2 separate regions of the Mus musculus genome follow, and region 1 is linked to region 2. The links are chromatin loops, found by intact Hi-C in ENCODE. Cell type or tissue: gastrocnemius. All regions are shown on one strand. Each heading gives the region's core, and the rest is flanking DNA. Links, peaks and the distances in the headings are about the cores only. Region 1 has its middle 43 kb from the start of Gm25216. Region 2 holds the start of Hps1 (HPS1, biogenesis of lysosomal organelles complex 3 subunit 1).

What was found. A loop is a pair of places that touch in the nucleus more often than their neighbours do. Peaks named below come from ENCODE experiments on the same cell type or tissue, not always from the same donor. Only the 100,000 strongest peaks of a DNase experiment are listed, where the experiment ranks them.
Region 1: a loop joins it to region 2, with 3 times the contacts of the local background. A loop is called at or near these places in 6 of 42 quality-filtered maps.

Annotation. Positions count from the first base shown.
Region 1 is chr19:42,648,856-42,664,668 of GRCm38, reverse strand. No RefSeq gene overlaps it. Among named protein-coding and RNA genes, the nearest start is that of Gm25216, 43 kb to the left of the region's middle. In gastrocnemius, for the core only: CTCF peaks have their summits at 9,427 (motif pointing right) and 11,383; DNase peaks (open chromatin) are centred at 6,640, 9,442, 10,876 and 12,061; H3K27ac peaks cover 1,655 bases.
Region 2 is chr19:42,774,281-42,788,620 of GRCm38, reverse strand. It overlaps Hps1 (HPS1, biogenesis of lysosomal organelles complex 3 subunit 1), which reads left to right and starts at 8,643. Exons shown (of 20, transcript NM_019424.3): 1 at 8,643-8,707; 2 at 9,975-10,067; 3 at 10,338-10,499. The coding sequence starts at 10,383. Gm16244 (a long non-coding RNA gene) reads right to left here and starts at 9,589. Exons shown (of 2, transcript XR_386720.3): 1 at 9,278-9,589; 2 at 7,047-9,181. Hpse2 (heparanase 2) reads left to right here. Exons shown (of 12, transcript NM_001081257.2): 12 at 1-26. In gastrocnemius, for the core only: CTCF peaks have their summits at 10,628 (motif pointing right) and 11,643 (motif pointing right); DNase peaks (open chromatin) are centred at 8,669, 8,887, 10,609 and 11,640; H3K4me3 peaks cover 1,219 bases; H3K27ac peaks cover 1,517 bases.

The DNA of each region.
Region 1 (15,813 bases), core at 4,789-12,788, 120 kb after region 2:
CAGGCAGGAGAATGGCAGTGTCCAGGCAGACTTGGGGAGGAGTTGAGAGTTCTACCTCTTGTTCCAAAAGCAGATAGACGACTAACTTCCAGGCAGCATGGATGAGGGTCTTAAAGCCCACGCCCACAATGACACACCTACTCCAACAAGGCTACACCTCCTAATAGTGCCACTCCCTGGGCCAAGCATATGCAAACCATCACACCAGGGGATGAAGTCTGGCCTCACTAGACTTTTTTGTGTGGGTGCTAGGCATCCAAATTCAGATTCTCCTGTTTGCACAATGGGCACTTTATCAACTGAGCCATCCTTCTAGCTTCCCAGACACTTTCTGAAAAATTCGAATAACCTGCATTCATCAGATGCACACGCAGTTACACCCTACAAGGAGGATGGATTCACGACAAATGGGCTTTTTTTTTCAAACATTCTGCTTGCTTCTGTGTTCAGTGATCTCACCCTTCATTATAGATCAGTGGTTCTCAAACTTGTCCATGTGGCTGAGCACCTGGAAGTTATGGGGCTTTTTGCGGAACACCATGAAATACTGATATATTTAATTCCATTATATGAGCCAGGAAGAATTTTACTAGCAAAAAATATGACTATGTTAATGCGTGCAATATAATATCACGACCACAAACACACATGTCGTAGGAAAGAGAAGCTGCCGGCAGAGCCTGGCTGCGAGTGAGCCTGCTTAGCACGCTTTTGCAGCTTGACGGTTTGGGCTGTTGCAGTCTAAGGCTGCCTGTGTGTACCAGCGCGTAGGGGAAAGCATGGATCAGGGGTGAGATGACTGAGAGGAGGAACCCAGACCTTGGCGATTCAGAAAGCCCTTCCAGCTTCAGGCACTGCTCTCTGTTTTCAGAGTGCCTCATGGTCTTGGGAAGTTCCTCCAGAGTCACCAAGGCAGCCCTAAAACTTGTATCTTCTGGGGACATAGATTAAAGTACCCAGCTCCAGTGTGAGCTGGCTGCTGACCCTCCGCTGTGTGTTCCCATCCATCCTTAAGTCACCTGTGAAAGTCTGTTCTCGAAATCATAACCGGAAGGATGAGGAAGGGCTGAAGGGAAGGGCTACCCACGCCCGGGCTTACCTAATCACTCAGGGGAGTCTCTTTGGCCTGTGCTCTGGCTGCACGAGGACAGAGATGAAACTCTCTGGACTCTTGTCCTTCTGTCTGTCCCACAGCAGCCCACTCTGGACCCACTGCCACCAGAGACCTCTCTACTCAGGAGCTATGCCATCTTCCTGGGATCAGCGCCTGGTCCCAGGTTTTCAGACTTGGGTCTGCATTTGATTTCTAGGGTTGCCATACTAAGCCACCCCCAAACTCAGGGATTCAAAACCACAGAAATGTATGCACGCATCATTCTGCTGGCCAGAGGTCCCAAACACCACAATCGTGCGTGTGAGCCTCCTCCACGGGAGACGAGCCTTCCTCCTCTTGGCTTCCTGCAGCTCTGTGCACTCCCTGGCTTCAAGAGCAAAAACCCACCAAGCTCCTCTTCCTCTTGTGGTCTTCTCTCCTCTCCACCGTAATGATTTGGAGCCCAATCACACCTTCGAGACCCCCTTTTCAAATAGGGCCACATTCATGGTTTCCTGGGGTTACAGTGTGGACAGAGCTTTTGGGATTCTACCATTCAATCTACTATCCCAGCAAGACAAGACCGCCCGAGTGATCTCAGCCTCCCTCTGCAGGGAACTAGCTCGGCTCTAGCCCTCCTCTTCCTCGCTCTGATTCCCCACCATTGTCTCAGCTCAGCATTGCTGCCGGGTCCAGATCCTGACTGGACTCTATAAGTAGTACCCCAAGAATATCCCCAACAGCCAACAGCCCTGAGTCACCTCCAGCTTTAGCCCCATCTCCCCCACGTCCAACACACTCTTCTTCCCAGAAGGGTGGTGGCTTTCTTGACACGCCATGATTTGCTCCAGGATGATATTTCAGTTATTAAAAATATCATGGAAACACAGCTCCCGGAGATGAACTTTGAGGTACGAAGTTGACAGTCTAGAGCTAAAAATCAAATCATTTGTTTTTCTATAACGAGAGTGAGGAGGTAAGAAAAGCACGGGTTTAACTGAGGTTGAGAGTGGCTGAAGCCACCGGAGCCTACGATAAAGTCGGAGATGCTTGAGAATTGGGGCCCGCCGCAGGGGAGTGACCCCCTCCCTATCTACACGGCTGGCTGAGAACTCCCTGGAGGAATTCTAGGCTGGGAGGGAGGATCCCCAGCATGCCCCAAGTAATCCTTTTCTGTCTCATTGCTTCTAAAATGCTTATCACCTGCCAGCGTGCAATCGCTTTACGGAGTGGCTTGTCACCACGCCATTAAACTTGCTCCTATATATTTCTTTGGCCATTTGGCTTTCCCATCTCACCGGTGGGCTTCTGTCTGTGCTGAGCTGTGAAGCTGTCTTGGCTGCTCCCTCCACCCCAGAAGCTTTGCCCCCAAACGTTTAGAAGACGAGAACAGGCAAAGTGACATAGACACCCAATCTGGGCACCAGCACCCCCCTGGGCCAGTGCAGAAGGAGCACTTGAAGCTGGCCTCAGCCTCAGGATGAAGTGCAGGACTGACCTCAAGACACTTCAGAGAGAGCAAGGAGGCAGGAATTCTAACCTCACTGCTCTGAGCAATGCCGCCTCACTTCCTGGCCCAAGTCATCAGGAAATTATCTACTTCCTTTTAATGTCTGGGCCCCACCAGACAGTGAGCTCCCAAGGACAGAGGTAATAATAGCACTGACAGCCACCACTTGTTCAGCTCTTACACAGGCGTGCACTATTCTAAGTCCCCAGTGTCTTTAACTTCACGGAGGCCTCCTTATAGCTCAGAAACTGTGCTGCCACCAGCTTCCCTGGGGAGGGAAGGACACTGACGCCCGGAAGTTTCGTAACTGGCTTCCGATGGAGATAAAAACTCAAGTTCAGTCCAATGAAAGCCAAATTCCTCTGTGCCAATCACAGTGTGAGACACACTGCAGGTGCAATGCGCCCAAGGAACCAGTAGATAAATGGGTGCCTTTTCCCTACCACCCATCAGCACACTCCCCCTTGTGGTTTGAATGTGGAATCTCCCCCACAGTCTCATGTGTTTGAACACCTGGTTTCCTGCAAGCTCTGCTGTTTTGGAAGATGGTGGAAACACTTCAGGTGGAGTCTTGATAGAGGAAGTATTAGGGGCTGCCGTGAGCCTTACATTTTTGATAGCCTTGCCCTCACTTCCTGTCAGCTGCTTCCTGGCGGGTGGTGTAATGGGACCAGCTGCCTTCCCCACCGCACTGGGTCTGTATCCTTACAACTGTGAGCCAAAGTAATTTCTTTCTCCCTTAGGTTGCCTCTTGACAGGTTTTTGGTCAGAGTAACACAAAAAGTTAAATATTTCCTCTTCTTACACCTTGCCCTTGGGCCTGGATGCAGAGGAAAAGGTAGATATAGAACTCGGCTTCCCATAGTATGAGTAGGGAGGGCTTATTGCTTCTTCTACAGCGGTGGTTCTCAACCTGTGGGTCTCAGTCCCCTCAGGATCAATGGACTGTTTCACGGGGGTCACCTAAGACCACCAGAAAACATAGATATTTACGTTGCAATTCGTCACGGTAGTAAAATTACAGTTATGAAGTAGCAACAGAAATAATTTTATGGTTGGGGGGGGTCACCACAACACGAGGAACCATATTAAAGGGCCACATCTTCCATCTTCAGCCCTCTGAGACCTAAAATACAGCATAATGTACATCAGGTATGTCCAGAGCCAGCCACTGTGAGTTTAGGCCTCACCTCTGATGCTTGTCAGTATATAACGTCATACATTCTTCTCTGTACCTCAGTTTCCTAACTATGAAATGAGATATTTGGTTGTTCCCCTCATAGCTTCTGGGAGGACAAAGTGAGTTCGATAATTGTCCTTTCCAAGCCTCTGTGCCCCTACTCTATGATACCCCAAGCGAGGGGACAGCGGCCTCCAAGCCAGAGAGAGAAGGCCACTTCTCCTCCCCACATCTTTCTCTGGAGCACCTGGCAGAAAAGATCCTAAGGAGAAACTGGGAGACCCTAGCGCGCCAACAGGCCCTCGGAGGGAGGCCATTTCTGAAGCAGAGATGAAGTGACTGGGGCCGGGCCTCTGTAGATCAGACCTAAGCAGAGATGCCAGCTCCACCCCAGAAATCCTGGAAGCCAGTTCCACCTCTCTGGGGCTCAGTTTCCCAACATAACATGAGGAGCACCCTTGGACTCCCCCCTCATGGCGTTACTGGGACATTTAAATGCATGTGACTCAGGACAGACTAGAAACAGTGACTACTTGGTAAGGTATGCAGAGATTCCCACAGATTCTTGATGACCCAATCTGAAGGCTAAGCTCAGGGGGGGGGGGGGCATGTCTCACAGAAGAGCTGGTGGCTCAGAAAGCCTGGTGACAGGCCTGAAGCCAGTCCAGGACCATGGGACATCAAAGAACACTGCCAGGCTATTTTCCAACCTAGAAACAAATGTCACCACGCCCATGTAGGCATTTCCGTCTTACCACAGCACTGGCAAGCTAAGTGGCCTCCAAGCACTGACTCTGCTGGGTAAACAGCCCTGGCTACGTGTCACTTTGGAGAAGAGCTATGGCCACGAGGTCCAGGCTTGGAAGCTGGGTCCTGTCAACAGATTCCCCTCTTCAGCCCGCACATGGATGTTCGGACAAAGTCTGGCTCTTGGCAGGGTGAGCTCAGCACAGAGGCAAGCAGAGTCCTGTGCACCACGCTGCCAAGCCGGCCCAGAGGCAAAGGGCCCGAATCTGTTGTTTTCCAGTGTGTTCCTCTGATTACAATTCAGGCTGCATCAGTCTCCTGCTGGAACCCGCTCCTGCATGTGTTCCGAAAGCCACGCGGCACTCACGTGCCTGAACACTTGTTTGCTGACCCGAGGGATCCCTCTAGCTCAAAGGCTGAGAGGTTTGAGTAATCCCCCAATTTGGAAGGACACCCGTTTTAAGCTAGATCCTAGCTGGAGCTAACATCTTTTCTGACCAAGAGAGCAAAGAGAAGCTTCTGTAGTCCTCGCAGCAGAGCCCCATGGTCTGTTGAACAAAGAAAGGGGCGTGTCCTTCGGCTTTGACAGCCCAGGCCCCCACCGTGGAGCTGCCTGCAGGCCGATGGGGCTCCCCTAGACTATTCCAAAGATGTTTGCAAACATTCCCCAGGGGCAAGAGGGCAGTAGAGGAGGGACCATTGCAAAATTCAGAAAAGTCTGGACTGAAAAAAGTTGAGCCAGTATTCTTCTTAGAACCTTTAAAAATAATGTCAGTGAGCTCTAAGAGAAGTTTCTGGAAGCCCTGCCTCTCAGTTATGCTTGACAACTTCTACCTCAGTAGTGTGAGGTTGCCAGGACTACCTACTGGCCTTCCCCACCCCACACATACATGGCTCTAAGAAGGTATCGATAAAAACTCGTCGAACTTTATTTAATGCTAAAATTCCTTTCATGGATATTTGTCGGCAGCTTAGAAGAACTTTATCCTTGACATTCAAGAAGCACATTTTAATGTCCCCAAGGGTCCCTCATGTCTAGGGACAGTTTCTACCTTTGGCTCAATTAATTGTGGCTTAAATTCCAGCCCAAGCTGTCACTGGCTTCATTTTTGTTTTGCTTTGTTTCATTTATTATTGACGTGGGCACAGGGATGCACTCCCATAGCACACATGTGGAGGCCTCGGGGCAGCTGGGAGAGTCTGCCTTTTCTCCTATTACCTTTATCTGGGTTGCAGGGATCCAAGGTAGCCAGCCAGCCTTGCACAGAAAGCACCCATGCTGAGCCGTGTTGCTGGCTCCTGAGAAATGTTCCCTGTGATCTTCATACTAACAGGTCAGAGAAAAGCCACCAGTCACACTCAGCCCAAGACCTTGGTTCTCCTTCCTGGATGTGTGGCCCTGGACACATCCCAGACTCTGTGCCTCCTCTGGATCCTGGATTCTGTTATCTGCTAGGCTCACATGGAGGATTTAAGGAGGGAGCGTGTTAGACACACAGTAGGGGCTTGTTAGACACACAGTAGGGGCTTCCTCAGCATCAATCCCTTTCCTTGATACATTGTTACGCTTCTGAAACACTGGGCAAGTAACAGAGACAAGTTGAACCTAAAAGCCTGGAGAATGTAGAAAATAAAAGAAACTAGAAAGCTTTACCAACCTATCATTGTGAACGCCAAGGAAGATTCCAGAACATTGGCTCCATTGGCTGGAGGTAAGCATCTCCTACAGTGCTGGCCCAGTGTAGAGAGGCCTCTCCTTAAGGTGTTTGCACTGAGTCAAAACCACAGCGTGTCTCTTACTTACCCTGAGGTTTCAGCAAATAACTCCCAGTCCTCATACCTAAGTCCCGCTCTGGTCTCAGCACGAGGCTCTGACTGCAGACCAAGGCTCTGGCTGGCAAAAACGGGTGGATGCTGGAGGAATCCGATGAAGAAGACCTGTATCAGCCACCTGATAGATGTGGGATTTGGGCCTCAGTTTCCTTGTCTGTGAAATGAGACATTCTTGAGAATGTCAGACAGAGCAAGGGAACTGCAGAAGGTGGCAGAGCTCTACAGATCACTTACCAGCCTGCCATTCAGAGAGAGCTGACAGTGTCATTTCTTGGCAGAAGCCCAGGGATGTGCCTGAACATCTGATATGTCACGTTGACTCCTTGTGGGAGGGGCTCATATTTTCAGAGTCTGCAGCTTGACTGCCTGTGACGGGCAGAGTGAATGAAGCACTGCTTTCTGTGTGGAGTTGCTGTTGCTCCTACAGCTGTGCTCAACCTGGGAGCACAAAAGGCAAAGGGAGGGAGGGCTTGGGAAGGGTCTGCAAGAGCCCGCAGCTGAGCCCTGCCCCAGATCTGCAGTCTTCAGCCACGACTTAGAATACAGGGAACCAATCTGGCTTGCTCAAACCGGTTGCCCCATGTATTTAGAAACACAACTCATTTTGCTCTCCGAAGTGCCTCAGTTTGAATAGTAGTTCACTTGTGTGTCTCTTCTATGCACCCCACCCAGAGGGAGACACAAACCTGAACAAGAGCTGACAGGGACCTAGGAGCACCTAGCAGGCCCTTCTTGCACTGTGGGCAGCATGATTCTGGCAAGGAGTGTGTGACCTTGGGCCCTACATCCATCATTCCCAGGCCCCGGGAGGTGATCAGTAAGAGAGGTTATGGGACAGATCCTGGAGCCTCTCTGGATCCTGATACACTGCCTGCCTTGTTGAGGATTGGCCAGTGGTCCTCTCCTATTGCATGACATGAAGCAGGCACAAAGAGCCACTACACACAAAATGGAGGGTGTATGTCACCAACAGATCATGTGAAAGGGGTACATGCTGGCCAAGAAAACCTGGGAGATTTAGATAAGAAGTCTACCAGTTAGATGCCAGGCACCAGGTAAGCTCTCACAGCAACCCCACAGGGCCTTGGTCACTCTACATAATAAAGTTTTTCTCTAATTCTGCTCATTCAGTCTTAGCATCCCTCAAGGGATAGCTAGAACGTGACCACCTACCTGGAGATTCGGCTCATTTCTAGTCCAGTCCTATGACCAGGGTACGGTCCCTCTCCTTTGAACCGAAATGGCCTCCATTGAGCGTGCTCTGTGTGTGAGCCTGACACCAGGTGCTATACATCATTCCTGTCTTCACACAGCCCTGTGAGTTGTGTAACAGCCTCACTTTGTAATGAAGGATGGATGCTAAGACCCAGAGACCTCACTTGGAAAGAAAGAGTGACCAAGAGAGGCAGAGAAAGAAAAGAGAGCAGCTTTCAAGGTCAAGTTACTATTTTGAAATGAAGGTGAGCCAGGAAATTGTCATGGAAGGAGAGGAGGAACCATTTAGACTTTCTGGTCAATACTGGCTGACCCTGTGCTCTGTGTCTGGTCCTGGTGGAGTGAATTTCAGGCATCTTCATTTTGTCACCAGAAAAGAGTCGGTCAGAGACAAGGAGTGATCTCTTCAAAGTCGTACAGCTCAGAAACTGCGGAGCTGGGATGGGAAGTGGAGCCCAGATTGCCAGTGTAGGGCTCTTCAGGCACTACATGGCTTTCTTCATATCTGTGTGTCAGACACACAGCGGGGAGCATGGCTGGGAGCACAGCTCTAGGGAAGCCTCCACTGGGAGACTCCCATGGTCATTTCCTCAGAGATGTGCTCCTCTAGCAAAGCGACAGTGGACAGAGGCAGAGACAGAGTCAGGCCCATCCTGAGTCCTGGACGGTGGCAACGGTGCCTCTCCATCCCTGTGCTTATAACAAACACCTGCCCAGGACAACTGCTTCCTAAGCCTCCAGAGTATTCCAGAGCAGGAGCTGGTCAGGACCCCAAATTGCCCCATGTGCTGGGTAATTCTGAAATTAGCCCTTCCAGTCTAGGTCCACTTCATCTCCCCTACACAGCAACTTACTCATTCAGTTTTACCTGTGAGGGCCTACTGCATACAGAAATTGATCCAGTCCTAGACATGGTAGGGCCCTATTTCTGCCCCAACTCAGAGAACAGAGCTAATATGCTCTTCCAGAAAATGAGGGATTGTGGTCAGGAAGATAAAGATGCCCAGGAAACCCCCCTTCAAAGATAAGAAAGGGGACAGAAAGTCTGTGCACCCCAAACCATTCTCAGAGGGGGGCACCTAACTATGTGCACCTCCTGTGTTTAAAGTACAAAATGGTGTTTCATGTAAATTCTTTCCCAACATACCCGCTGTCCCGGAGAAATGATGATCAATGAAGCTGTGAGAGAGGCAAACACAGAGTTGTTGTGAAACGGCATTTGGACGGCCATATACCGGCTGAGAACCTCCAACGCATCTAATGAGTGATGCGCAGTTACTGCATCAGCTCAAAGATGCCACCGCTGCAGAATAGGACTAAACCCCCATACAAGAAAGCCAAAGACAGAATTCTGGCAGTACCATGACTGCTGCTGAGGAGTCTAGAGGTGGGCAATGGGACTTGAGATGACTTTAAAACCGCCTGCCATGTTTCTGGCATCCATGAGATGTGGGTGGATCCATGATTAGAAAGAGTGCTCCCTCTGGGCCAGCCCTTCAGAGAAATGGAGCAGAGATATGGGGACCGGAGCCCAGAAGCTGAAACAGAGCATGAAGAAGGGAGCAAAAGGTTAAACAATGTTTGAGAAGGAAAAAAAGAGCTGAGTTTCTGAGCAGGGGACTGGTTTGAGGGACTGTCTTTGTTCCCGAATGGAGAGAGAATCCAAGGGTGGCCAACTAGGTGGTCTCTGGGGAAGGAGCCCCCTGGCTCAGGGTAGAATCAAGCCTTCTGTCTCTCTCCCAGGGCCCTAGACACACCAAGTTCAGGACCAAGCCCACTTCCCTAGGCTGCTGCACCTTCAGGCCTGGGGAAAGGCTCTGATCAGAGGCTGATTCCAGGGTGGCCATAAGAGGGCAGGAGAGTGCTGGTAATGGGCCAGCTGAAGCAGCTTGCCAAGGGCTGGGCTGAGAGGTGAGAAGGGGAGGGAAGAGAGGAAGAGGATGGAATACCACACTGATGGACAGATCCCAAAAGAACTGACCTGTTCATGGGACTCCCAGCTGATCCACCTCCTGAAAGCGTGAGATTTAGTTCACTGACTGGTGGGCAAATCTGGGTTCAGTGGTGAACATACAAAAGGAGAGAGGCAGTAATGTGTCCCCAAAGCACCAGTGATACCTGCCCAGATACACGGGGCTTCCTGGGCCTCTCTGCTGCTGCTGCCCAACAGCTCTCTGCCCATCTGTTTCCTGTCCATCACTTTCCCAAGTCACTTGAGAATCCTTACCCCACCCAAATAAGAATGGACTCCAGGTACAGGCAGCCCTACTAGGAACTCCCACAGCCCCAGCTCGACCTTAAGAAATCAAAGCAAGCTACATCCCCAGGATGAAGCAAGTCTGGAGACCAAGAGAGGTGTGTCACGGGTACACACACACACACACACACACACACACACACACACACACACTCATACACTCAAGGACAGACCCAAAGTGCTAGAGGACTCCCCCTTCAAACTTTTCAGACCCTAGCACAGTTGAGACACAGCTGAGATTTTCTCACCATGGTCAATGGATGCTGTGTTTATGACCTGGTGTAACCTGGGGACCACTAGCTTCTTGTGAGTGGCATCCCCATAACCCTCAGCCCTTTCCTCATCTTCTTCATGGATGCAATTGGCCCTGGCTCACCCTCCCAACAGAGAGCTGGGATGGTAGAGAGACAAGAACCAATTAAAAATGCCCACGCACCTTTTGAATACATCTTTAGAGAAGCAATGGGCTCCCCAGGGGCTGCCCCTTGGCCCTCTGGGTAAGATTCTCTGCTCAGTTACAGGTCAGCCCCTCAGTCTGAGAACCATGTGGTACCCTTCTGAGACTCAGCTTCTGCAAGAGGAGAAGTCCTCAAAGCAGACAGTTTACCTCTAGAAGCATCTGCTCCATCTGTAAAATGGCCTCACTGAGCTGCTTTTAAGCCCAAGTGCTCAGTGCTGGGCTTAGTCTCCTTTCTAGACAGTGGGGTTGGGCAGCCCTACCCCAGTGGAACAAATACAAGAAAACAAGAGCAGCAACTGTCTCCTGGACCAGTTTTCCCACTCCCACAGTCTCCATCTTGAGGAATACCAGAGGCCACCCAGCCCGGAAGCTTCGACTCCTATTCTGTCTTCTGCCGCTGCATCACAAAGACCTGCTTGTTCGCTGGTGGAGATGAATCCCACACTGTCCAGCTTTCTCTGACTGCACATGCACATGGGGTCCTCCACCCTGTCTCCAGCTCCTGCCCTGAAGGCTGCAGCTGTCCGCCAGCTTCAGCTGAGGATTTAGTGAGTCCAGCTCTTCTGAGGCGTGACTGGGCAGGTCCTTCAAAATCCTATCTGTCCCATGACCCCGTGGTGGGAGGCTGCCCACCACCTTGTTATGTGTGTGTTTCTCTATCCAACTCCATCTTGAACATGGCCACTCTTCACAGGGGGGCTGGGGAGGTGGGTATTAGAACTGATTGAGACCCCAGGGACCTGCCTCCACCCCATGGAGATTTCTAGCTAAGCCTTGACAAAGATGGATGGTTAGCAAGTTGGCTAAGCTTCTGGGGGCGGGGGGCAAGAAGAGTCTGAGCCAGGTCCTTCACTTCAGCTAGATGCTACCCTGTGGGTCCATTCTCTATGACAGAGCTGGTGAGTGTATTTTCAGGACAGAGGGATTTGACTTCACAAAAGCCCTGAAGTGGGCTTCAACCCTTAGCGGAGTCTTTGATCCCTCTGAGTCAGTCTCAAAGGTCCTGCCCAGCCAGATGGATCTCAGCCTCTCTCCCTTGTTGTCACCTTGCAGATATTTATAGCCTTTTCATGTCCACTAGAGAGCGTAATGGGCTTTTTAGGCTAAACCAATTAAACTCTCTCCCGTAAGTCATGTCTCCTGCATGGCTTCGGTCGCCCTTCCCTGAACTTGTTCCATCTTCATTATCTCTGCTCCTTGTGGCAGGGAGGGCCTGGGAGTTCACATGCTGGCTAAGGGACGTCTGCCTTCCTTTCCAGCTGCCTGGTCCTTCTGACCATCAGAGCTCCCCCACCCCCTCACACCCCAACCCTGGGTTGTATAGACATAACCTAAGCCTGGGAAATGCAATTGACTAACCCAGGAAGCAGAATATACTCAAAAAGGGCTGATTGGTTTTTCCTCCTTTTGAAAATTATTTAGCTTTTTACCCCTCCAATATTATGCAAATAAGATTATGCCCTGCCAGCACACAGTCAAGTGTTTATAAAATACCCTAGGCTGGAGACAGGAAGCTGCAACCCACAAAGATAATCATATCTCAAATGTGTACCAGGCTCTGGTGGGCTACTGGGGACATTTCCCCACAGTGTGCTTGCACTCTGCAAGGGGCCCCATGCTTCAAGGCCATGACAATGGTTTCCATCTCTTTTGAAGTCAGGAGCGAAGAGGTTACCGCTTCAGACAAAAAGACATGCAGGTACAGGAGTGTGCAGCTGGCATCCCTACATACTTGCCCACGGTTGTGTGGAAGACCTGGTCAAGCTGGCAGTGAGACTCCTTGGTCTCTTGCCCACTGGCTCACGGCTCAGCTGAAGGAGAAACACCCGTGGATTTCACCAGCATGCAGTGTTAAAGTCTTCCTGCACTTAGTCATACTCAGTTTAATTTACATCTACTATGGACCATTGGCTTAAGACAAGAAACATAAGGAACACTGGCGCCGGATACAATATCAGGTTCACGAGGAACATAAAACACAGAATAATTCTAGATTTTTCCCCAGCACTCCATAACCCAGTGCTAAAAAGGGAAAATACAGAGGCAATTAGAGCCAATTTAGCTTTTTTGTTGTTGTTTATTAGGGATAAAGATGAGCTAGCCCCTAATGTTTTTAAGCCGTGCCGGCAAATGGCAGTTTCAAGCGTTTCTTTTAATCTCAACATTCAATAGAAGAAAATGCTTTACATTTTAAAAAAAGATGAGGTAATTTTTCAGAACACAAAACTTTCAATAGCTTTAAATCAGGTTTTGGAAGCAGAGTTCGTTTTTTTTTTTTAATGCTGTAACTTATAATTACAATCTGCATTTTAAAATACTTTTGTTCCTCAAATAAAACATATCAAATTAGATTTGTCAACAAATCACCTCTTTTCATAATTAACTTAGAGTAAAGTAAACAACATTTATCATACACTTAATGAGGAAAATGCCCAAATTCCTCTTCATACATTATAAATATAAGAAAGGATGAAAATAAACTTTATAATATACTTTTTAATAACACTCTGATATAAAATAAAATTATTGTATTAAAAACACTTTATATACAAAATTATTTTTAATTCATTAGCATTTCTTTAAAGCTTCCTGGCTTTAATCATTATAGGTCCCAGGGCATATTTACATTCTTTGGGGCCCCCTGCTTAGCTGAGGCTCAGTAGCCAACCTGGCCTAAAAGTTGCCAGTGAAAGTTCCTAGACTCTTGATAGTTCCTATTGTAACTCTGACAGTGCTCTGGCTAGTTGTGTGTCAATTTGCCACAAGCTAGAGTCATTTGAAAGGATGAATGCTCAATAGAGAGGATGCCTCTATAACATCTGACTGTAGGGCATGTCTTAATTAGTGATTGATGGGGGAGGACCTGGACCATTGTGAGTTGTGCCATCTCTGGGCTGGTGACCCTGGGTCCTATAAGAAAGCAGTCTGAGCAAGCCAAGATGAGCAAGTTGGTGGGCAGCACTCCTCTATAACCTCTGCATCAGCTCCTCCCTCCAGGTGCCTGTCCTGCTTGAGTTCCTATCCTGGCTTTCTTCAGTGATGGACTCTGAGGTGGAAGTGTAAGCCAAATGAGCCCTCTCCTCCCCAACTTGCTTTTGATTATGGTGTTACACCATAGCAATAGAAACCCTGACTAGGATAGACAGTGGTTGGCAACACTTGAAATGATAGCTATGCCATCCACTCATCTCTGTGAGCTGCTGCGGTGAGCACAGCTTTCTTGCTGACCTGTAATGGCCATGTTCATAGAGCAAGAAAGGAAACGATAGCTTTAAGCCACCGAGATTTGAGAGCTGTTTGTCACTGTGTCCTAACCAACGCTGTCCTGACTGATACAGTTCCAAAGCAGAATAACACATCAAGTTATCAGTTTACATCTAGGAATGGATCATCTCTTAACAGGGATAATGGGACGGGTTCTGAACCATTTGAGTTCTGAACCAGCCACTTACTGAGTGGCTGAGACAAGTCGCTTTACCTCTCTGAACTGGGTGGGCTTCCTACGTTTAAAAAAGATTTGTTTTATTTGTGTGTGTGTGTGTGTGTATACTCTTGTGCATGCATGTATATATGCATGCACCAATGTTCATGTGCATGTGCATGCACACGTGTGTGTGTGTGTGTGTGTGTGTGTGTGTGCAAACAAGGGTAGATGACCAAGGAGTCCAGAAGAGGGCATCAGAAGTCCTGGAGCTGGAGCTAAAGGCAGTTGTGATCGCCTTGATTTTGATGCTAAAAACCAAAATCTGGTCCTCTGCAAGAGCAACAAAAGCTCTTAACTGCTGTGCCATCCTTGTAGCCCTGCTTCATCTTTAAAACCACTATGCACATATACGCTCACTTTGACTCAATAATAGAATCATAAATAGTGGTGTGGTTTATGTGTAGACACTTTAAATAGAAGCAATTATAAGATCCTGGTAAACTTCTATCATTTCAAACTTCCCAGCATCTTTTTCCGTGTCTCTCTTTTAGCAACCCATTCTCTCCTTTCTACATATGTGTTACATGTGCCTCAGACAAAGGATAGTAACCAAGGGGTTGTTAGTCGGTCCCTTCCTACTCACAGGGGCTGGTCAAAGGTCTGGAGTGACCAAAACAGTGCCACCAGACAGTCTAGCTGAGGACAGTTCATGGGTAGTAGCCAGTGATGCAGGAAGCCTGGGTCTGGCAGTGCTCATAGGCCACTATGCACAGCAAAGTCTTCAGAGAAAGAGAATAGCATTTCAACAGAACAAGAAGAGCCTGAATGTGGGGTGATGGGGGAAGAAGAGGAGAAGGGGGAGACAAGAAGGGAATGATAGGGGAGAAGGGAGGAGGGGAGGAAGGTAAGATGGAAGGAGGGGAGGGCGGGAGGACGGGAGAACAGGAGGAGGGAAGGGGGAATTTCCTTGCCCAGCCCTTGAATGCTTCTCACCTCCTGAGCTGCTGGAGCCACCTTTTCATCCTCACTAGTTAAGCAGATTCAGTTGGAGTTTCTTTCATTTGCAAGGACATCTAGATGAGTCCAGACATGCTCAGAAATTCCACGGACACAGGAGCCCTGCCCTGACGTGACTGAAGCATCTCAGAAAGACAGGAGAAGCTGCAGCTTGCAGAGGGACCGACCATGCCTGGCCAGCTGAGGCAGGAGGTAGGTGGGAAGGCTCCTGGGGATGCAGCTGTTGAAGTAAAGCCATGAAGAAGGAGAACTCATCTTCAGCTGATGTCCATGTTTATTTTACCTTGTTGTCTTAGTCAGGGTTTCTATTCCTGCACAAACCTCAGGACCAAGAAACAAGTTGGGGAGGAAAGGGTTTATTCGGCTTACACTTCCATACTGCTGTTCATCACCAAGGAAGCCAGGACTGGAACTCAAGCAGGTCAGGAAGCAGGAGCTGATGCAGAGGCCATGGAGGGATGTTCTTTACTGGCTTGCCTCACCTGGCTTGCTCAGCCTGCTCTCTTATAGAACTAAGACTACCAGCCCTGAGATGGTCCCACCCACAAGGGGCCTTTCCCCCTTGATCACTAATTGAGAAAATGCCTTACAGTTGGATCTCATGGAGGCATTTCCTCAACTGAAGCTCCTTTCTCTGTGATAACTCCAGCTGTGTCAAGTTGACACAAAGCTAGCCAGTACAATTGACCCCTTGTCAACTTGACACACAAACACATCACTAGTAAGCCTCAACCCTTACAATCTTATTCATCCCCATTCTAAATAACTTTAAAAGTCCCACAGTCTTTACATATGCTTAAAATTTCAATCTCTTTAAAATATCCATCTCTTTTAAAATCCAAAGTCTTTTTACAATTAAAAGTCTCTTAACTGTGGGCTCCACTAAAACAGTTTCTTCCTTCAAGAGGGAAAATATCAGGGCACAGTCACAATCAAAAGCAAAAGTCAATCTCTAACCGTCCAATGTCTGGGATCCAACTCACGATCTTCTGGGCTCCTCCAAGGGCTTGGGTCACTTCTCCAGCCAGGCCCTTTGTAGCACATGTGTCATCCTCTAGGCTCCAGATGCCTGTACTC
Region 2 (14,340 bases), core at 6,341-14,340:
CCCAGGCCCTAGCCTATGGCTGCTGCCATCAGCAGAGGATGGGGGAGGAAGAGATGGGGGTGCAACTCTAATCCTCTTGTAACTCCTCCTTTGTCTGTTTCCTGCTGCTGCCTCGGGTTTCCTGACACCTCTCTTCCCATAGGGAGCTAATGGGTGAGTCAGCTCTGGCCTGCTGGGTGAGCTGTTTATATAATTTCCTGGCTGATGTATGAGTGCGTGCATCTGGGTTTCTGACAGTGGCATCCATCACTGCTGGTCCTCTGGGAACGGGTGCTTCGCAAGTAGAATGACAGTCATACTCTAAAGTTCTATTCCTCTGGGGATCTAGATTCCCTCCAGCTCAGAATGGGGGTCAGGTAACAATATTCACTGAGTGGAGAGCAATGTATTAGGCTCCACAAGAAGAAATCATCATTCTTTATGCTGCTGGGAGGGAGGGAGTTGTAGTACAAAGAAAAAGCACACGGAAACATCAAACCCAAGTGTGCGCGAGCACACACACACACACACACACACACACACACCAATCCAACAAAGCAATTTAGACCTTGCCCTCAAACTGAAAGGATTTCAAAGACTCAAAACAGTAAGAAGGCCTTAGTTGTCTGGTTGACCAAAAACCATTTAGAAGAAGAAAGTATCAATGAAGTCACTGCAGACAGTCGAACTTTTCTGTCTCTTCCCAAGTAGCCGAGTCTTAGTGCATTTTAGGGAGAAAGCTTGAAGGTGACCAGTTCCACCCTACCCCAGGTGGGTGTGCTTACGCATGGTGCAAAGTCTTCTGTTGGCTCTATTAAGGAAGGATGGGAAACTGGTCTGATAGCAAAACAGATGAATGCTATGTGGAGGGCTTCTGAGTTGGGCAGGCAGGAGAGGGACTTAAAGCCCACGCCTGGGACCTTTATTTGGCAACAGGGTATGGGAGTCTTTGGAAGCAAGTTGCAGTCACACGGACTTTCTGTGGACATGGCTGACCTCAGGAAAAAAACAACGTGAATGATGCTGCCTTCAAGGAGAAAGAGGACCCTTGACTCTCCTGGGTACCAGATAAGTCAGGGACACTGTTTTGGTGTGAATAGACAGGCCTGGGGGAGCAGCAGAGGTGTGCCTAAGATGCCTGAAGAATAAGGGCTTAGTCCTGTTTGCAAAGTGAGAGACAAGAGGAAGGTTAGACCGCAAGGTGCCCAAGACTTTCAGCTTGGAGAGCTGGGGATTTGGTAGAGGGGAGCCACCCATCTGATTCTCCCTATAAGGAAGACAGTGGGATTGGACTTTGGGGTGCTTATTTTCAGTACAGAATGAGCATCACACAGCAGATACACTAGGGCATGCAAGGGCAGAGGACTGAAGACAGGCTGGACCCAGCAGCATCTGGAAGGGTGGCCCATGAGACTGCTCACCCAGAGAGGCTCCCAGGGAGCTTCCCTTCTCAGGCACCTTCCATGGAAGCCCAGCATAGCACTGGAGGTCGGAGGGGAGGGAGGAAGGGAAGGAGGGAAGAAGGAAGAGAAAAGACAAACAGGTGGACCAAAGTCAGGAAGAATGTGGGAGGATGGGAAAGGAGACAGATGGGTTGTTGTTTTTTGGGTTTTTTTGTTATTTGTTTTTTGGGTTTTTTTTGTTTTTTTTTTTCCTTGAACATGTATCAGAATCTCTTCTAAGTACTTGTCTGGGGGCAGCTGCAGGGCCGCTGATAACAGCAAGGTGATCAGAGGCCCTTAATGCCAGGCCCCAGGCTAGTTTGCTTTACATATATAGAAGCCGCATAATAAAGTTACTGTTGTTATCCCAAGCACTTGTGAGGCATGGGACGGTCGCTAGGCTGCCCAGCATCACACAGTGAAATGGGTTGGTTTGAAGAATCATCCAGAACCTACTTAGTCACCAAGCACAGCGGCTTTTCCTGTCACCGACTTGCCCCTCACCTGGTGGACTGCTTGTTCGGTATAGCCAAGACTTCCAGAGCCCCACCCAAACACATTTTCTGTAAATAGGCGTTAATTCTTCACTAAGCCTCCCAGAATGTAGGTCATTTTTTGCCGCCTTTGTCTTTTTTCTGTGAATTAAATGCTGCACCCAAGAGGTGGAAGTTCTGTTTGTTTTTGAGCTAACAAAGGGGGAGGAGGGAAGCAATGAGATTTGTCTTCAGAGCCCCGCAGCTCTGTCTTCACAACTATCTCCAGGAAGACCTGCTTGCATTTCTCAGAGGGCACCGAGACACTCACCGGAACATCACAACTGTGCAGCAACTTTGTCACGGGGCTTCTGTCTTGATGCCCTGGGAGAGAGGTGGGAGGAACAGTGATGCTGCTCTTTCTGGGGACTCTACCCAAAGACAGTCTGCAGTAAACAGCGAGGCAGCTGGGGAGAGTAAAGCAGTCCTCCCCCAGCGGCCTCTCTGGGTCAGTTTTCCTTCATCAAGCCAGATACAGCAGAGATCATGAGAGACTTAAGAGCCCTTCATTTTAAACCAAAGAATGGGCTTGTGGATATGCGCACTGAAAGAGTAATCACTCGTAATGAGAAGTCTGTGCCTTTTGTTGAGCTGCTTTTCCGCTCCCCTTGCCTCTAGGAATGATTTTCTTTCTCATTTCTTATCACAAAGCCTCAGAATAAATTCTCTTTGTTATTGGGAGAGAAAGTCCCCATTTTTCTAATGCGCTTCGGAAAGCTGCCTCTGTGGGATATTAGCATTATCTCTGGCTGGAGAAAGGCTTGAAAATATCAGACTCAAGCAACTGTGAGACTAAAGACCTGGGGCTCCCAAAACCAGGATTCCTCCTGCAGTCTTCTCTCTCCTGGGCTCCTTCTGTAGTTCTGCCCTTCCCGGGGAATCCTGTAAGCCCCCAGAGGGCGTGGGCTCAAAGCCCTGTACTCTCATGTAGGATAAAGATAATTCTGCCTGAAGGTCCTCCACCCACTTCCAGCACCAAGGGTGAACGCTGGGGTGCTGGGGTGTTAACCCCTGAGCATCTGCAGCCAGCATATTCTGGGCCAGACCAGCATCTTCCAGTGTGCTCCACATGGGTGTCCAGCATGCACAAAGGACTCTGAGGCTGCGCCTTGCAAATCCATGCAGAGTGCCTTCTCTTCCAAAAACAAAAGGTCAACGCTTAATTTTTGCAGAAGGAAAGGCAAACCAGGTAGATTCCCATAATGGTCATAGCAGAAGCAACAGAAAGACTTCACTGTTTTGAGGTGCAAGCAGAGCTACCCAGCATGATAGTGATGTGCCCAAGAAGGCCAGGAAGGAAGAGCTCTCCCTGCAGTCCCAGCACTACTGCACCCTGCTGGTGGCTCCTCCCTTCTGTCAGCCACTGTCCCCAAGAGGGAGCCCAAGGAAATCTGCTCTTCTGAGACAGAGTACGGGTTCAATTTTAGAATTGTCTGTGCTCATTTCTCAGCCTCCAGCCCCTGAAAAGAAGAGACTGAGAAGTATCCCAGACAGAGGCAATGCCAAGATGAGCTATCCTAGTATAAGGCCCAAGCAGCTGGAACTTTTAGAGTGAAGGACCGCCATCTCTTTGTGGGGATGTCCTCCTTCTCATCAGTAGTTAGACTCCACTGTCACCAGGAGGAGGGAGACAACAGCCTCCCCCCACCCCATTTCCTCAGCTCTGTTGCCCACCAATAGCTTTCTCAACCCCTGTGCCCATCCCATGTCTCACCCGCTTGCCTGACCTGCCAGGAGAGTGTTGACCTCAGGTTTAAAGCAGCCCAGGAGCAGCTCTGATGGAAGTGAGGAAGATGGAAGTGAGGCAGCAGTGAGGAAGACAAGCCTCTGCAGTCCAGGCTCACCATGACACGCAGTGACCTTCCTGGTCTGCTTCTCTGGGTTTCTCTGTAGGACAGGCTAAGAGCCATTCCCACTTATCTCCAGCCCCCCAACCCCCACCTTTGATGGTGATGGTTGATATGTTCTGCATCATTTGGAGGTAAATGGCAGAGCCAGCCAGCACTTCTGTAGGCACCATGTCCCTCCCTCCCTCCCCCACCCAGGTATGGAAGTCTCTTCATCTGCCCACACTGAACTGTAAAGGGGATAGCAGCACCCCAGGGGTGATACCACATGCAAAACTCCAGAGCAGCCCCTGTGAGAGCTGGGAGCATTTGGGAGGAGCTGAGAAGTTTCCATTTGACTGGCTCATTAATTCCTACCATGGCCCCCCGCTAGCCTGCTGCAGGAAAGGAGTCCTTCTGACAACCCAAGTCAGGAACGTTACTCTTCTAATTATTATTCAGGAAAACACCCTAGGTCCAACTTGTAAATGTTATGTAATAAATTATCATTTCAGAAGAAATAGAAAGAAGCCTTGACTTTATTCATCTGGCAGCCAGTGAGATGAGTACAGGAGACCTTTCAGGGAAGGCTGTGTCTACAGGGATTCTAACAGGCGTTAAAGGCATCCAGAACACACAGGAGACTGAGGCTTTTGCAAACCTGGCGATTGCAGGGAGTTCGAGTCCATGAGGTAGTTCTTTACTTTAAGGTAATGTTTTGTAAGAAATAAAATATGACTACTTTAACTTTCCGTGGTCAGGGTGTTTTGTTGGGGGGGGGGGGGGGAGGCAACAGTTTTCCACACCACTCCTGGACCTAAGTCTGAGCACTGAGACTTGAACACTAACACACACCTAACACACACCTAACACACACCTAACACACACCTAACACACACCTAACACACACCTAACACACACCAGGTCCTTTGATTTCATGACGCTGTCTTCCTGCTCTCAACAAGCCTTGCCTCAGACAACTGAAGTAGAAATTGTCTCTCATAATTCAAGTTAGATATCCTGGGCATCTTGGTTACGGAAGCTGGGGTTATTAATATTACATATTATATATTAATATTACATATTATATTACATATCAGTCGGTGGGGATGTGAAAGGGGCAAAGGCTGTGTCCCACACAAGTCACTCCTGTCTAGACTGACGGGGATCCACTGCCTTCCTCAGCACCTTCTTTCAGGGCTGCTATGGGTACCAGAGGGGCTGACTAACAAAGGAGAGAGAGCATGTGGGATCAAGTGAGAATAGTGAGGGCCCTGGCCTGCACCCCAATAAAATCCCTTCCACTCGGTCCACAGACCCATCTAGAACTGGGCTCTAGAAAATGAAGCCCTTGCCTGGTGTATTAGTCAGGGTTCTCTAGAGTCACAGAACTTATGGATAGTCTCTAGATAGTAAAGGAATTTATTGATGACTTACAGTCGGCAGCCCAATTCCCAACAATGATTCAGTCGCAGCTGTGAATGGAAGTCCAAGGATCTAGCAGTTACTCAGTCTCACGCAGCAAGCAGGCGAAGGAGCAAGAGCAAGAGCTAGACTTCCTTCTTCCAATGTCCTTATATTGTCTCCAGCAGAAGGTGTAGCCCAGATTAAAGGTGTGTTCCACCACACCTTTAATCCCAGATGAAAGGCGTAGCCCAGATTAAAGGTGTGTTCCTTAAACTCGGAGATTCAATCTTCTGGAATCCATAGCCACTATGGCTCAAGATCTTCAAACCAAGATCCAGATAAGGATCTCCAAGCCTCCAGATAAGGGTCACTGGTGAGCCTTCCAATTCCGGATTGTAGTTCATTCCAAATATTGTCAAGTTGACAACCAGGAATAGCCACTACACCTGGGAAGCAATGGATGGCATGAGACCCCATCACGGGTTTGCTATTGGATGATGATTACGGTTTCTATGGTGATTCCAAAGTCTACAGAGCCTGTTACACAGTGCCCTACCCGAGCTTTCTCCTTCACCTGCCCCACTCCTCAAGTCCTGACAATCAAGTTCTTGGCTCATTTTAATCAAAGAACAACCTGAATTAGTCCATTCCTAGTGAACTAGTGAACATTAATAGTACTAGATACTGCGTCCTCTACTGGACATGTGAAGAACAATTTGAAAACCCAGATAGTGTGTGACTTTTCCTGTCTTGCGTGTGCCCGACTCAACCATCAAGAACGACGCTGCAACAGGATCCTTCTGCACACGTTTATTGGGAGAGCTTGATTGCAGAGGCGAAGAGACCCTGAGCCCAGAACTGGTGCTGCTTATATAGGCCTAGGAGAGGCGTGTCTCACACCCAGATTGGTTATGCACTATGCCTCATTTGTATGTTCCTCATCTGATTGACTACTCTCTCTCAGTACCTCACAGAACCTCATTAACATACCTCATTTGCATGTCTCACATCTGATTGGTTATATTCTCAGTAACTCATTAACATGCCCGCGCCAGGCAGTGACTTGACAAAAAGCTTTACTGCGTATGTACACATTGGTTGTTTGTCCAAACTTATGCGTGGTGGCCAGCAGTAGCCAGCGCCACTCTGCAACAGCACATGTGGCTTCCCACATTCCTGGAAGGATGTGTGCAAAGTCTACTCCGCCAAGACAGGGCATCAACGATAGACCAGAAAAAAAAAAAATGACTCCCTCAAGGTCTAGCTTAATGACTGAACACATTCACTGAGGTGACTTCCAGGAGCACGGGCTACTCAAGAGCAGCTGCACCACACAATACCCAACCCAGCATAGAGGACAAGTCATGAAAGCTGCCTCCCTGGCTCCACCAGAGTCTCCTCTCCCTAGCTTTCATGACCGTGGGGAGGGACCACGAGAATCCTATAATCTACTGAGTCTCCAAGGCTTTTCTCGTGAGCCCGAGCCTCAGAGGCTCCTCCTCCCACCAAAAGAGAAAGTTTCCGTTCAGAGGAATGAGTTACAGAGCAAACTGCAAGGTGGGCAGTTGGGCCACTGAAGGTGCAGAAGCTAAGCCACATCCACAGGCCACGGCAGCACTACCAGACCCATTTTGATCACTTCAGAAGAGAAATTGTCCAGACTCTCCGTCCCTCAGAGTCCTCATCTATAAAATGAGGACTTTAGGTTAGGTGTTCATGACTGGGCCGGGACAGGAGGTAACTCTAGAGTTTGCTGGCAGCTAGCCTGACCAAAAAGTAGTAAACTCCTCATGTACTCATGGGCCACACTTAAACATACACACACACACACACACACACACACACACAGAGACAGATCAAATAATGGTATTTTTAATATATATCTAACTTAAAACATATCTACAACATAAAGAAATCTTACAATCCAATAATAAGTCAATGGCTAAAAATAGATTAATAATAATAATAATAAAAGGGGTAGAAGATATGAATAAATGTTTATTTGAAAGCAAAAAAAATTTTAAAGCTACACAAATGAAGAGAAAAACCACATGAAGAGATGATCGGCGCCATTCTTTAGTCATCTGCAAGACACAAGTCACTAGCATCAGGTAACATGGACTAGATTAGTTATAAATTGTTCACGGGTAACAGTTATTCAGGCTTACAAACTGTTTGAAACAAGGGGGAAATGACCGACCGAAGTCAGGATAGTGTCGGCAGATTCAGGACTCCAGGAGACTGATGCTTGTGGCTGTACTGTGGAGCCTGGCTGAGCAGGGTGGTGGCGAAGGCGCAGGCGCAGGCGTTTGCGATGTTGTTTAATTGTACCTTAGGTAGCTAGAGTGGCCGCAGCACTGGCTCTTGGCCTCTGCCTAGTGGGTGCGGAGTGCTCATGCTGGGTCGTACACAAAGTTTCTCAGAAGCACCAAGGTACCCAATGAGGACCTGTGGTAGGCGCCCAACCTCTTCTGTGGACTCCATTGGCCTTCTTCACTCTTTCTGCCCCTCCAAATACACATAAAAATCTTGATAGTATGCAATCACTCGCAGGTTCAAGACAAAAGCCCTAATGTGTATGCAGCCCTCAGTCAGACTGGGAACCTTTGTAAATCAAGGAGCCCAAAGGTAGCTGGGCTCTTCTGCATGGTGTACTGGCTGGTTTTGTGTCAACTCGACACAGCTGGGGTTATCACAGAGAAAGGAGCTTCAGTTGAGGAAATGCCTCCATGAGATCCAGCTGTAAGGCATTTCCTCAATTAGTGATCAAGGGGGAAAAGCCCCTTGTGGGTGGGACCATCTCTGGGCTGGTGGTCTTGGGTTCTATAAGAGAGCAGGCTGAGCAAGCCAGTAAAGAACATCCCTCCATGGCTTCTGCATCAGCTCCTGCTTCCTGACCTGCTCGAGTTCCAGTCCTGACTTCCTTTGGTGATGAACAACAGTATGGAAGTGTAAGCCGAATAAACCCTTTCCTCCCCAAACTGCTTCTTGGTCATGATGTTTGTGCAGGAATAGAAACCCTGACTAAGACACACGGGTTCCGCCCCCTGGAGGTAAGTAAGGGAAAGCACCCACAAAAAGGGTACCTTTCACCTACAACTAGATTCGGCAAGAAAACGAAAGGCTGGGAAGGGCCAGGTGAAGGTGCAAGGAAACCTGGGTTCTGGTTCCATTTGTTCCTTCTTCAGCAAGGGGGTTCCCTCGGGGTTCTCAGTTGCCCCTTCTGTAAATCTGTGGGGAATCCCTTTAGCTAAATCAAGCAAAAGAGACTCTAGAAATGTCACCGGCTCAGCTGGTGCCTCTAAAGGCAGTGAGATACCTACTTATGCCAGGGTGAACGTGGCACGGCTCCCTAGCGGCGGGTGACCAGCAAGCACAGTAGCCTGAAGGGTGAGCAATGCCTGACGGGGCGGGGCTCGAACCCACAAAGCAGGCCCCGGTCATGTGGCTGAGTCACGTGTCCTACCCGGAAGCGCGCCGCAGGCTGGCTACACGCTGGGCGGTGCGAGCCGCGGATCCGGTACGTGGGCATCGTGGGTGACCAAGCGCAGTCCTGGGTCGCCCCTCGGTGGGCACCTCCGGCAAGCTCTCCCAGTTTGGAGAGGCCCGGGCACCCGGGGAAACCCGCATCAGTCTCATGCCTTTTGGAGCGGGCGTCACAAGCCAGGCCTTCGTCCCCGGGAGGAGAGGGGGAGGGTACGTCAGAATTTCTGGGTGTCGTTGAAAGAGTGCTAAGCAGCTATTGGGCGGAGCCACGCAGTGAGGCGGTGCTAAGCGGCGCAGGGAGAGACTCCCTCCTAGGCCAGCTGCTCCTGCTGGAGCATCACAGGCTATAGTCCCCACCCCTCGCACCCACCCCCCAACTGAGCTGTGTTAGGCGGGACAGAGGCCACGGGGACAGTTTGCTAGGGACAATGAGAGAACTGTGACCCGGGTGGTAAAAGTGGGTGCAGGGGATTTTTCTCAGAATCGCCCTTCTCTTCAAAGTTTCCTCCTTTTAGAGCAAAATATAAAGAGAACAAAGATCAGAAAATGAGGTTAGCCGCAACCGTAAAACCAGATACCCACCGAAAAGTATGCGGGTGCTTACCGGAAGTTACCATCAAGGCAAGCCCGAGAATGGTGCAGCCAGGCTCAGAGTTTCATTGCTTTCAAAATCCCCAGGATCAAACCTTCCTCCTCCGCCTTAGATTCTTCTTGCCTGTTATCAAAATGGGAGGATTCCAGAGGCAGCTTATTTCTCTTGTTATTTGAAGCCGGGAAATAAGAATAACACCTACCCACCGTTCTTGTCCTTAAGATGAGCCTACTGGGCTGAGGTTGCGACCTGGCTGGTAGGAACCCCGTAACCCGGTAGGAAGGTGCAACAGCGCTCTGTTCCCTGGCCTCCCAAGAGGAGTTTGAATCTCTGAGTTGAATGGGACCTTAGGAAAGCCCAACCAGAACCAAACCCGAATGCAGCTTTTCACTGGGACCTCCTGCCAGCTTGCGATGGGTTGTGTAGTAACCCATCCCTGCTCACCGCTCCCTGGGGCTGCTCAGGGTGGGATTGCTGACCCCACCTGTGTGTGAATGAGTGACCCAAATATAAACTGTCCAGTTGCAGAGGAGGTAGGAGCTAATGTGTCATCAACGCTTGCTCCACATAAAGGACACCTTCTAGCTTGTGGTCCTTAAAATGGGGGAACCTGTGACTTCTCAGCCCGTGTCCAGGTTGTCCACTCTCAGGAACAGGCGGCAGTGGAAACCAGACCCTCTGAATGCCTTCATGCCTTTTCTGCCTTAAGCATTTGCAGGCCCAAGGATGCTGTGCTGCTGTTGTCTGCTGACCTGGTCAGAGTATCTAGCTCCTCAGAAGCCCTGCTGTGTGCTTTGCCAAGGTAAACCATGCTCCTCTCCTGGAGGATGGAGGGTGGAGAGGTGGGCAGCACCCACTTGAAGAGCAGAATGAGAGGAGCGAACTGAACTGCCACATGCACCTCTTTGTACATTTCTTCCCCCTCCCCCTCTCCAGCCCTGCCCCCACCCCCCATGTCACTACTTCATTGGGGGAACCAAAGACAGGAACCCCAGAAGGACTGGGTGATGGCAGGCATGCAGACGAGGGTTCCGTGAGTGTCCATTGTTTTGAAGCCCATCTCCTTACCCAGGCTGAACTCACGGATGTGACCTTTGCCCTCGCTTTTCCCTGGAAGATGAAGTGCGTGTTGGTGGCCACCGAGGGCGCAGAGGTCCTCTTCTACTGGACAGATGAGGAGTTTGCTGAGAGCCTCCGGCTGAAGCTCCAGCAGTCAGAGGATGAGGAAGAGGAGGTAATTACAGAACAGGCCGTCCTGGTGGAGGTGGGGTTGGTAGAGGAGCCACAGAGCCACCCGAGGCCAGGAGGTCCCAGTGCCTCTTCCAGGCAGGCAGGAGGAGTCCGCAGGGCCTGTGCCTGGCCAACAGGGGGCAGCCTTTTGATGTCTTGAGTACTGTGATTTCCTATCTCACTGTCTGGGCCAGTGATTGGGGAAGGGGGTAAATTTTAGCCTCACAAGAGGGAGACTTGATGTCAGGTTCTCCATCTGAAAAGCTTGGCGTACCCATAATGATTAATTTTTAACAACTCTATTAAGTATAACTAGACCAACTGTTATCTGTTCACATTTAAATTATATAGTCCGATATATCTATATCTGTGATTCCATCATAGTCAGTGAACTGTCTGCCACCCCCAAAGGCTTTAACCCCTCTTTCACTTCTTTTCTCCCTAAGAGTCAGTGAGCCATTGCTGTCCGGTGAGTCTGTTATGTAGACCTATCTAGAACAATCATACACAGCAGTGTGGGTACATTTTGTGTTGTGGTTGGCTTGGGCTGGCTCTTTTACCTCAGCGTGACTCTTTGCCATGTCTTCATCTGTCCCAATTAGCGCCTATCAGTCAACCAGTTCTCTCATATCTATAGGCTGTAATCTGTTTCTTCGTTTCCTTCTTGGTGGACGTTTGACTTGGTTTTAGGTTTTGGTTACCATAGACATATGTTGGCTGTGAACATACACATCTTTGTGTGAGTTTGGACTCTGTGGGTGTTTGTTGTTGTTTTGTTTTGTGCGTATGGATGTTTTTCTTTCGTGGTTTGTTAATCCTGAGATTTGCAGGAGAAAAACCAGTCCCACCATTTTGAGCCGAATTTGAAGCAAGCTTTAATTAAATACTGACTGGGATGGGCTTTGGTCAGGACTGTCCCCTGGAGTTCCCAGCTGAGTGGCCCTAAGACACATGTTGCAGGGGCTTATAAGGAGAAACCCATACAGCCACCATATTTTCCCTTAGAGCGTAGTTATTTTCAGAGAACTTCAACTCCCAGCATTCCAGGAAGTTACCTGGTCCTGGGGTGGGTGGCCTTATAGGTTAACCTCAGGTCTTAACAGTGTATCTACATACCATGTGCATGCAATGCCCACTGAGGCCAGAAGGGGGCATTATATCACTTAGAATTGAAGTTACCAAAAATTGTGAGTTGTCATGTGGTTACTGGGACTAGAACCCAGATCCTCTGGGAGAACAGCAAATGTTTTTAACCACTGAGCCATCTCTCCAGTCCCTGTACTTCTTAAGAGACCCCCCAAACTCTCCACAGAAGAGGTATCCACCATTTTACGCCCCACCAGTCGCTTTCCAGTTCCTCGTTGATACTTAATATACATCCTTTTTTATTTTAGCCAGTTTAATAGATGTCAGCTAAAATCTCGAGTTGTATTTTTCATCCTTCAGTGACTAGTGACTCTGGGCGGCCTCTCGTGTGCTACTTTGCTGTATCTGTTCCCTATATTAGATCAGTTCTCTCAAGTGATCCTTATTGAATTTTTAGAGTTTCTTACACAGCTCAGACATGTCTTTTATTAGATCTCCGTTGCAAATATTTCCTCCCAGATTGCGGCTTGTCTGCGCATGCTCTTGAGGGTGCCTGCAGAGAGCACGCGTATATAGTTCTGATAGCGCAGTTTTCCAATTTGGCAATTACAGGTTGGGCTTTCGGCGACATAGCTAAGAAATCTCTGTCTAACCTAAAATTGCAAGGAGTTTTCCGCAGATCTTCTCCCGGAGTTGGTTTAGCTTGGGGTTTGGTTTGGTTGGGGAGTTTTGTTGTCTTCATTATTGTTGAGTTTTTGTTTACGTGCGTGCATGCACACCCGTGTGCACATGCCACAGCCCATGTGTGGCGGTCAGAGGACGCCTTGCTTTTCCTTCTGCTGTCATGGGGATCACACTGAGACCGTGAGCCTTGGCAGCAGGCATCTTTAGTTACCGAGCCACCTCCAGCCCCTATTGCTATTCAAACAAGATTTTACTAGGTAGCTCAGGCCAGCCTCTAACTTGCAATCCTCCTGCCTCCACCTCCCAAGTACTGGAATTACAGGCACACACCTCCATGCCAGATTTAGGTTTAGATTTCATATTGAACCTAATGAGCCTTTACCTTGAATGTAGTGTAGCGTATGGCCGGAAGCTATTCTGTATGTGGACATCCAGTGTATTTAGTATCGCTCAGAAATGGCTGCCGTCTTCTCTTAGATAACTCCCATTGTGCATTTCACAGGAATCATTTATTTTTTTAATAGCATTTTTCCAGGGTTAATTTTGGGTTAAACTTTTTTTTTAAGATGTATTCATTCATTCATTCATTCATTTAATGCATATGGGTACACAGTAGCTGTCTTCAGACACACCAGAAGAGGGCATCAGATCCTATTACAGATGGTTGTGAGCTACAATGTGGTTGCTGGGAATTGAACTCAGGACCTCTAGAAAAGCAGTCAGTGCTCTTAACCACTGAGCCATCTCTCCAGCCCGGGTTAAACTTTTTTATTAGAACTGCAGTGATCAAAACATTCTTGCATTTCCTGGTACACACAAATCTAGCTGCTCCCCCAGAGCCAAGAATAAGGCAGGTGCCTGGCTGGACTCACTCCCCTCCCCATGTCCACATCACCATCAGCATCACCATCAGCATCAGCATCAGCATCAACATCAGTATAGTGATGCCCTTGTCCGTTGTTAAGAGGAAACAAGACTGACTCAGGGGGTTGTGGATATTCAGGTGATTTTCTAAAGTAAAAACCAGGCCGTCTCTTTAGCTCTTTCATCTTTAAAAACCAGCACATCTAATCTTTAAGAACCTATAAGAAATATTTCAGTTCTTTTGTCTAATTAAAACCTGGTACAGGGCCAGGCAGTGGTGGTGCACGCCTTTAATCCCAGCACTTGGGAGGCATCGGCAGGTGGATTTCTGAGTTTGAGGCTAGCCTGGTCTACAGAGTGAGTTCCAGGACAGCCAGGGCTACACAGAGAAACCTTGTCTTAAAAAACTAGACAAAAAAAAAAAAACTTGGTACAGGAATAAAATCCTGTGTTTTCAGTTCCTAAATAGCTAGCATAAGGAGCGAAGTCCCCGAGTTCTGATGTGTGCATGTCACACTTAGTTTCCGCTGAGTAACAGGAGTTCTTGTGGGGAACCTGAGAACACACAGTAGTTTGTAAGAACCTCATAATGCCACCACCTAGTGCTATTAGCTCTTGAACAAATCTGCTTTGGGGCTTTACCTTTTACATGATGGGGTTAGACCACATTTATGTTTCATTTCTAGATTTTTTTTTCATTTCATTATATCAAATCATTTTTGCATTTTGTTAAATGAACACAAAGGTGTAGTTCCTAATGGTACCATTATGTCCAAACATTTGAATAAATGTATTTGCATTGAATGATTTCTGTATACATAGATAGCTATGTATGTGTATTTATATACATATATGTGTGCATGCACACACAAACATATATCCTAGTTAGCTGTCATTGGGAATATTTATTTGTGCTTGAATTTCATCCTTTTGCCCAATTATTTGATATAATTATTTATAGAAATAAAAATGAGTTGAAAGCCATTCAAAATCATTTCAGCACTTTATCATTTTACCAATTGATATATAAGAATATTTCTTTATTTGTATTGAAAAAATTAGTCACAAAAGATTCTCAATTGAAAAAGTTACTGCTTTTATTTCACTGTAGGGTAAGTCACTGCACTTAGTCTAGAGTTTTTAAAATGACTTTCAATATAATATATGACAGTTAAAGAAAACAATAGAATATTTTAAAGGAAATAATAGAA